Linked DNA regions of Homo sapiens: region 1 is linked to region 2. A link is a loop called in an ENCODE intact Hi-C map of the cell type or tissue named here. Cell type or tissue: OCI-LY7. All regions are shown on one strand. Links, peaks and the distances in the headings refer to the core of each region. The heading gives the core; the rest is flanking DNA.

Region 1 (4,009 bases), core at 826-3,325, 310 kb after region 2:
TTTGGATTATATAGAAAGTCTCTCTCCTTCTCTGTTGTAAAAAAAAAAAAAATTGCCCATATTTTATTGTCATATTTTTACGGAAGTTAATTTTGATATGAGCTATGGACTAAATAATTTTCTGTTTTCCCCAATGCTTAGCCAGATTCTCCCACTGCAATTAATTGATTAATGCTCCCCTTATCATATACTATTACTTTCTTTTTCTGGGTCTTTCTCTTCTGCTCAGTCTATTCTGATACCAAGGCCCCTTCTTTCCTATTCCTCTTTAGAACGTTCACAGCTACATTTGCCTAAATCAAGGGCACATGTTGGATTCCCTCTGGGAGTTGCCCCAACAGACCTTTGGTAGGGGAGAGGGGCCTGCAGGGTGGGATCCAGGTGTCTCTGACACAGGTGAGAAATGCGGATCCTACAGACTGAATTTTAACTGACGCTGTGCCCTGTTCATCCCCATGTGCTGCTGAGGCTTGGTGTTGAGGGACAGCCTGGGGACTCTCTTAGGAACATTTAAACTCCAGTGTTGTTCATGTTGTTCACCAAATCACAGAAAAAGTGAGATCCTCATACTCTACCTTGTCCCTCCTCATTCTGCCGCGCCAGTCAAAATGACCTCTAAATAAGCAGAAAAGATTTGATTAGGGGCAGAGGGGATTCTAACCTGACACATCCTAAGCTATGGAAAGAGAGCCAACTCGTCTCAGTTGATAGGAAGATTTGATACTGGGACGCTCCATGAAGGTGATACTGGAGCACCATTGAGGATGTTTCACTCAGAACTGAGAGTCCTTGGGTTGCCTGTCAGGCCCAGCACAACCTTCTCCTTTTCTGCACCACATCATCTCTTGCTCACTTGGTTCCAACCACAATGGTCTCTTTGCTGTTCCTCAAACATGCTCCCACTTTAGGACATTTGCACGTGGTTTTTCCTCCAGAATGTTCCTCCCCACATACCCACATAGCTTGTTCCCATGGAAGCTTAAGGCTTTTGTTCCAATGTCACCTTGTCAGTGAGGCCATCCCTGACCACTCTATTGAAAGCTGTGCCTGGAGATCCTCAACCTTTCTTGCCTTATTTTTCTCCACAGTGCCAGTCACTGTCTGACCATCTATTTCTCCTCATTGTATTGTTGATTGTCTCTCTCCCCTAGAATGTTAGCTTCGAAGAGTCTACCTTCTGTTTGGTTTCCTGCTGTACTCTCAACACCTAGAAAAGTGCCTGGCATATATAGGACTCCACTATTGTTTGTAGATAGAAGAGAAAATGAGTGTATCCGTCAGGCAAAGTCACTTGCATGATACTTCATGATGTGTCCAGGCCTAGTAACAATAGCATGTTTTCTGAGAATGTAGGCTGACTTAAAAGACTCTGGATTTTCAAGCTAGCCTCTACAAATAAGATATCTCTAAAGTGGGGAGAAAGGCTGCTGATATGGTTTGGCTGTGTTCCCACCCAAATCTCATCTTGAATTGTAGCTCCCATAATTCCCACGTGTCATGGGAGGGACCAAGTGGGAGGTAACTGAATCATGGGGGCAGGGTTTTCCTGTGCTGTTCTCATGATAGTGAATAAGCCTCTGACGGTTTTATAAAGGGCATTTCCCCTGTACACGCTCTCTTGCCTGCTGCCATGTAAGATGTCCCTTTGCTCTCCCTTCCTCCATCTTCTGCCATGATTGTGAGGCCTCCCCAGCCATGTGGAACTGTGAGTCCATTAAACCTCTCTCCTTTATAAATTACCCAGTCTCAGTTATGTCTTTATTAGCAGCATGAGAACAGACTAATATAGCCGCATCTCTCAAAAGCGAGAACAGACATATGTCTGCGGTAACATCTTTTATCTGATGCCCTAGCTTCATTCCTGAGCTGCCACAGAGCCACTCAAAATGAAATTCAAATTCAAACCACAGTGAGATACCACCACACACCCACCAGTATGGCTACAATAAAAATGCAGAAAATACCAAGTGTGGGCGAGGATGGGGAGGAACTGAAACTCTCATACACTTTGAAAAACTATTTGGCAGTATCTTCCAAAGCTGCATGTGCATATATCATGACCCAGCATTTTCACTTCTGCATACCACCCAACAGAAACACCTACCTATGTCCAGCTGGAAGACAGGCAGGCACAACATTCACAACAGCACTGTTTGTAATGGCCAAAATCTGGAGCAAAAAATGGAGAAAAATAGTAAAATGGATTTTTTATGTGGTATATTCACACATACACTACACAATATATGAAATGCATGATCTATGACCACATGCAATGATATAGATGTATTGAACAAACATAATGTTGCACCAAAGTCAGACACAAAATTGTATAAACTATGAATTTGCTTCCATCAGTATAAGATCTATAAACAGGTAAAGCTATCCATGCTGCTAGAAATCCAGAGTGACTAGAAAGGAGGATTAAGGAAGCTTTGGGATGCTGGTAATATTCTGCTTCTTTACTGGGGTTCTGGTTACACAGGAATATTTAGTTTCTGATGATCCATCAAGTTGTACATGTACATGTGAAAATTCCTGGGTATATAAATGTTTTGAAAACTAGGTCCATGTATCAGAACCACCAATTGGAGTTGCAGGCCACACATTTGCTAAAGCTGTTTGTTACAAAAAGCTGAAACTATTCCAGGATGCACTGCTCCAGCACTTGGGGTGGAGGTGGGTGGGAGGAGGAGGTGGGGGTTGGGGAGGGAACCTTCTGACCCTGGCTGGGTCACACCTCTGAGATGCTACAAGAACGAAGAATGGTAGGGGCCAGGTGTAGATGGGAGAAGGCAGCTGGTAGACAGCCTCGGCTTTCTGAGGTATCTGAGGTCTCTGATGGCCTCAAGGCAAACACTGCCTCCTGTCAGGCTCAGAACAGTAAAGACTCTCCAGCCAGCCTTCCTGAATGCCAACAGCCACAGGACTGTGCAGGTCTAATTTCCAATCAGATATGAAGGGAAGGAGAATGATCTCTGCTGATAAACCGAGTCTGGAAACCTTGTTATAGAATGCAGTAGAAAAAAAGACAGGAGAGAGGGAAAAACATATGAAGCGGTTCTTAGGTAATTTCTAAGAAGGAAGCTGCAGCAGGAACTCTGGCTACATACCAGAGATCGCCCTCTTATTTCTTTCACTTAATAACATTAAACAGGAAAAGAAGGAATGGAAATTCAGGAACTTCAAGGTCCCACTAGGGCACTGAGGACCAGTGTAGAGGAGGACTCATCCTGCACCAGACCTATAGGCATGGATTATACCATGCCCATGGTGCCAATTAAGCTTTAAGAATCACACTTGCTAGCATTGGAGAGGTTAGGGGGTCGGGGAGAGGTGGTACCTAAAGAAGGAAAAAGACGACTATCTGTGTTAGGCCATTCTTGCATTGCTATAAAGAAATACCTGAGACTGGGTGATTTATTTAAAAAAAAAAAAAAAAAGAGGTTTAATTGGCTCACGATTCTGCAGGCTTTACAGGAAGCATGGTGCTGGCCTCTGCTCAGCTTCTAAGAGGTTTCAGGCAACTTACAATCATGATGGATGGTGAAGGGGGACCAGGCACATCATGTGGCAAAAGCAAGAGCAAGAGAGAGAGAGGGTGCGGGGAGGGGAAGTACCACATATTTCTAAACAATCAGATCTCGTGAGAACTCACTCACTATGGTAAAGATAGCACCATGCCATGAAGGATCCACCCCCATGACCCAAACACCCCCCGCCAGGCCCCACCTCCAGCACTGGGGATACAATTCAACATGAGATTTTGGCAGGGACAAGCATGCAAACTATATCACCATCTGGTAACATCCTATGGCTATGGAAGGGAAGGGAATAGGCAAAATTGGTGGTTGAATTTGGTTGACAACCAAAACTCAGTGGACAACCCCTTTTTGGTATCCCAGTGGTAGAAGCCACTTGGAGAAGGTTGGGAAGCTGAATCAGCCCAGGATCTGTGTGGTCTTCAGCCTTCCAGGAAGTAGATCATGCTGGACAAAAACTTCAGACCTCA
Region 2 (4,009 bases), core at 879-3,378:
CATAACAGAAGTCTGGGCCAGAGCTCCAGATATCCATTATAAAATCTACATTACTAGGAACCCAGAAAGATAAAACAAAACAGCAGAAGTTAGTTGTAGCAAGTTTTCTGAGTAGTGTTAATGTTACAGTCTTGCGAATGCACCACAATGTAGCAGTCTCTTGTTGTTTCAGGTATCCCAGGGTTCTTTGCCTCGTGACCAAGAAAATTAAGGAGCGTGGACACAAAGGGTGAGGTTGGAATGAATGTTTAATAAGCAAAAGAAGAAAGCTCCCAACCAAGGAGAGAGGGCCCAAAACAGGGTTGCCAACTATGAGGCTGAGTCCAGGGTATGAATGGACTGGGAAGGGGAGGAATGTGCTGACTGGTCTGCAGGCTGTTTTGGAGAAAGCACCACTTAGAAAGAGGTATCATAGTGTAAAGAACCAATTGGAGGCAAAGGCGAAGGTTTGGCTTGGGACCTTGGCCTGGGACCAATCAGAGGCTGAAGTGATGACTCAACCTATGTAAATGAAGACTTAGCCCACTGCCAATTACAGAAAGGTAGGCATATGTAAAATAGGTGAAAAGTAAGAAACCAGTAGGTGAAAATAAGTGACTAAGGCATGCCAAGGAGAGAGAAACATGTCCAAATAGGGGTAGAATTTGTTCATCTGGGTTTACCGAGTAAGTGTTTCCATTCAAGGATGCAGTCTCTTTCTTATCTGGGGCCCGCAGTTTGATTTTCAGGCTGTTCTTTGTTTGAATGAATTTTTACCAGGGACTCACCCTAACTGCCTGCCTGACTGGTTTCTTACTTTCTCCTCTCTCATTAAGAGAGTTTAGGACCCTACAAATATTTCCCAAATAACCATTTATAAAGGAATAGAGACATTGTGCATTTGCTTTTCCCCGGCTATAAGAAGGTAGTTAAGGCAAGACACTGGTACTTAGACAAAAGAGAGAGAGAAGAGGAGAAAGGGGAAGAAGAGGAGAGAGGAAAGAAGGAAAGAAAGGGTTGAGGGTGGGGAAAAGAGAGAACTATAAATTCTTTCTTAAATTTCAGCTAGGGCTAGTAAATTTTCTTTTTTTGAAAACTGAATAATTTTATTTGCAGAATTAATGGCAAGATTTTTGCTTTGTAAAAAGGGCCAGCCTACATAGATACTTAATTTATAACCTGGAACTGAGAGGCCTTTCCTGAACAACTCTATCTAAAATATTTCACCCTCTCCCATCCTTGGTCCTCCACCATAATCCACTGCCCCATGATGTGTTTCATTGTTTTCACCAGGCACTTGGCACCACCTAACATTACATGACGGTGCTTATGTGTTTGTTGATTGTTGGTCTTGCACCCAGAATACCAGCTCCATGAGGCCAGGTGTGCTGTGTGCTGGTTCACCAGCACCAGGTAGACCGTGGGCATCAAGGTTCATGTGAACAGGGGAACCCAGCAAGGCTGGACCCCTGCAGTGGTGATTTCTCCTGAAAGGCACGTGGATGGGTGGTGTTGACCAAACAGCTGTGATTACATTTTCTCTCAGGAAGTCTGAATCCAGGACACTTACTTACTCAAAGGCAATTCTCTCCAAAAATTACTTTTTTGTGAAAACCTGTTTCAGGGCTTGATTCACATGTTGTTCGTGGCAGAGAATGAAGTGTCTCTTTTCTCTTCCTTAGTGCTGTGTTTTCTTCCTATGAAAAGAAAAAAAGAAAAGACTCCAGATGGAGAGCCTCAAATTGTCGGCAGATTTGAAACTCCCCTGGAATTTGTATTGGTGATGCAGAGTTTGGTGCAGACTGACAAGTGAGTAATCTTCTATCTTATCGCTTCAATTTCAGGCTTCAGAGATGCCCAGCTCTGTTGTTCAAAGAGTTTTATTAAAAATTTGTGAGGAGGGGAAAGCAGTCTCTGTGGGCCTGTCTGATTTCATTATCTCTGACAGAGCATGCAGATGGAGCAGAGCCAGTGGAAGTCCACAGACAGCCATTCATGGTGCTGGGCTAAAGCAAAGGCCTCCGGAGCCTCCCCGCACTGATCATACATGTTCTAATCTGGTGGGATCTTAGTCCATGTTCCATTGCTTATAACAGAATGCCTAAAACTGGGTAGTTTATTTAAAAAAAAAAAATTTACTTCTTAAGTAATGAAGGCTGAGAAGTCCAAGGTCACAGGGACACATCTGGTGAGATGGGGACTTGCTGGTGGGGCCTCTCTGCAGCATCCCCAGACAGAACAGGGAACCACATAGCAAGGTTGCTCAGCATGCCGGCTCAGGTTTCACTTCCTCTTATAAAGCCAGCAGTTCCACACCTGTGATAATTCATTAATCCTTTAACCCATTAATCCAACGATGAATAGATTAATCTATTCATGAGGGCAAGCCCTCATGACCCAAACACCTCTTAAAGGCCCCATCCCTCAATACTGCCACACTGGAGATAAAGTTTCAACATGAGTTTCGGAGGGGACATTCAAACCATAGCAGGATTTCTCATACATGAATTCATGTCTGAGAAACATACATGAATCTCAATACATAACCCAGTGTATACTTCTCAGTTATTAAACTATAGCAGTCTAGTCAAAAGACACAGACCTACTAATCCCCAACCTTCAAATTGCTTCACTTAGTGCAATTTCTGCTGTTGCTCATCTCACTAGCAAAACTGCATTCTCTGATAATTTTTCCTATAAGTCCAGATTGAGCGACAAGCTGCCATCTGTTCCTCTGCCAGCTTGGATGCATAGTTGGAATCTAGCATTCCATAAAGGCATTCGGATTGCATTCAGACAATGTTTCAATCATCCTAAGTCTAGGTACAGACCTCACAGTACTCTCAAAGGCAAGGATTGGTCTGATAGCACCCACTAAAATGGAGGTCCTGGGGAGGGGGCAGACTGGCTTGCCTGTCCCATAAGAAGGAGCACTAGGTCACATGAAGGCAATTAGCCCAGCCAAACAATCTGCCCCTTCCCATACATATTGTTCTAGTTGCCAAGAGGGGTCTCCAACTTTAAGAGTGGCCATACTGAAAGATGTCCAATGGAGTTTTGTAAAGAATTGGGATGAATGAAGGGCTGGAAGGAGTGCACTGGTAATACAGAATGGGCAAGAATGCAGAATGGGCAAGTAGATAGTCAAGAGCCCCAGCCTGGCAGTCTGGATTTAAACCCTAGCTCACTCACTGGCTTCATCCTAGCCTTTCTCCACTCTCGAGAAATGGTAAGCTCAACTGAGAGCTTTATAAAAATGTCCATGTCTGGGCACAACCCCCAAAACAATTAAAATAGAATCAAATTAGAACCTCTGCTACTACCTAAAAGTTCTAGCAGAATGCATAAGGTTGCATGATTCAATATATTAAAAGTCTGGGAAAATCGGAAATGCAGAAAATGCAAAGCAAATGAAGAGGATAAGTTTCTTTGGTTCTCCTGGCCACACTCACTCTGAGAGATGGCCGTGGCATTGCTAGAACCAAAGGGTTTCCAACCAAAGAGAAAAGTAGAGCTAGGGTGACCCAGGGCAGGGAGGGCTACCTCCTGCTCAGGCCCCAGTACTCCCTAGCTGCCTTGAGGTCTTTGGATACTCCCAGACCTGTGCTCAGGCTATAAAACTACCTCATCTACCTAAGGCCAGGCAGCACTACTTTGATTCTTTGTTAAAATCCCACTGACCACCAAAGATAAAAACATCGCCACTTCCTCAATAGACCCCCTTCCATCTTATCTAAGACTTTGTTCTTGCTTAATCTAACCTATTTCCTTGCACAAGAGAAAGAGGATGGCTTTTTTTTCTTTTATGTTAGAGGCCGTATTAAACTTGGCAGTGGTATAGACTTTCATTCAAGGATTCACTGCCCTGTTACAGTGGGGTTGTGCAGGGCACTGTCCATAGAGCTATAGGTGATAGCCTTGGCCCTAAGGTCTCTGAGGTAGACACAGATTAGACAAGCATGCTACAGACACAAAGTGCAAGTGAGTGAATTAATAGCCACACACACACACACACACACACACACACACA

Evidence for each region. A loop is a pair of places that touch in the nucleus more often than their neighbours do. Peaks named below come from ENCODE experiments on the same cell type or tissue, not always from the same donor. Only the 100,000 strongest peaks of a DNase experiment are listed, where the experiment ranks them.
Region 1: a loop joins it to region 2, with 2.8 times the contacts of the local background. A loop is called at or near these places in 1 of 110 quality-filtered maps.

The regions. Positions count from the first base shown.
Region 1 is chr12:67,450,267-67,454,275 of GRCh38, reverse strand. It overlaps LOC105369812 (a long non-coding RNA gene), which reads right to left. Exons shown (of 5, transcript XR_001749186.2): 4 at 2,105-2,169. Among named protein-coding and RNA genes, the nearest start is that of LINC02420, 9.7 kb to the right of the region's middle. In OCI-LY7, for the core only: no CTCF peak of the experiment used is centred there; a DNase peak (open chromatin) is centred at 2,035; H3K27ac peaks cover 257 bases.
Region 2 is chr12:67,756,552-67,760,560 of GRCh38, reverse strand. No RefSeq gene overlaps it. Among named protein-coding and RNA genes, the nearest start is that of LINC02421, 29 kb to the right of the region's middle. In OCI-LY7, for the core only: a CTCF peak has its summit at 2,102; a DNase peak (open chromatin) is centred at 2,250; H3K4me3 peaks cover 832 bases; H3K27ac peaks cover 1,857 bases.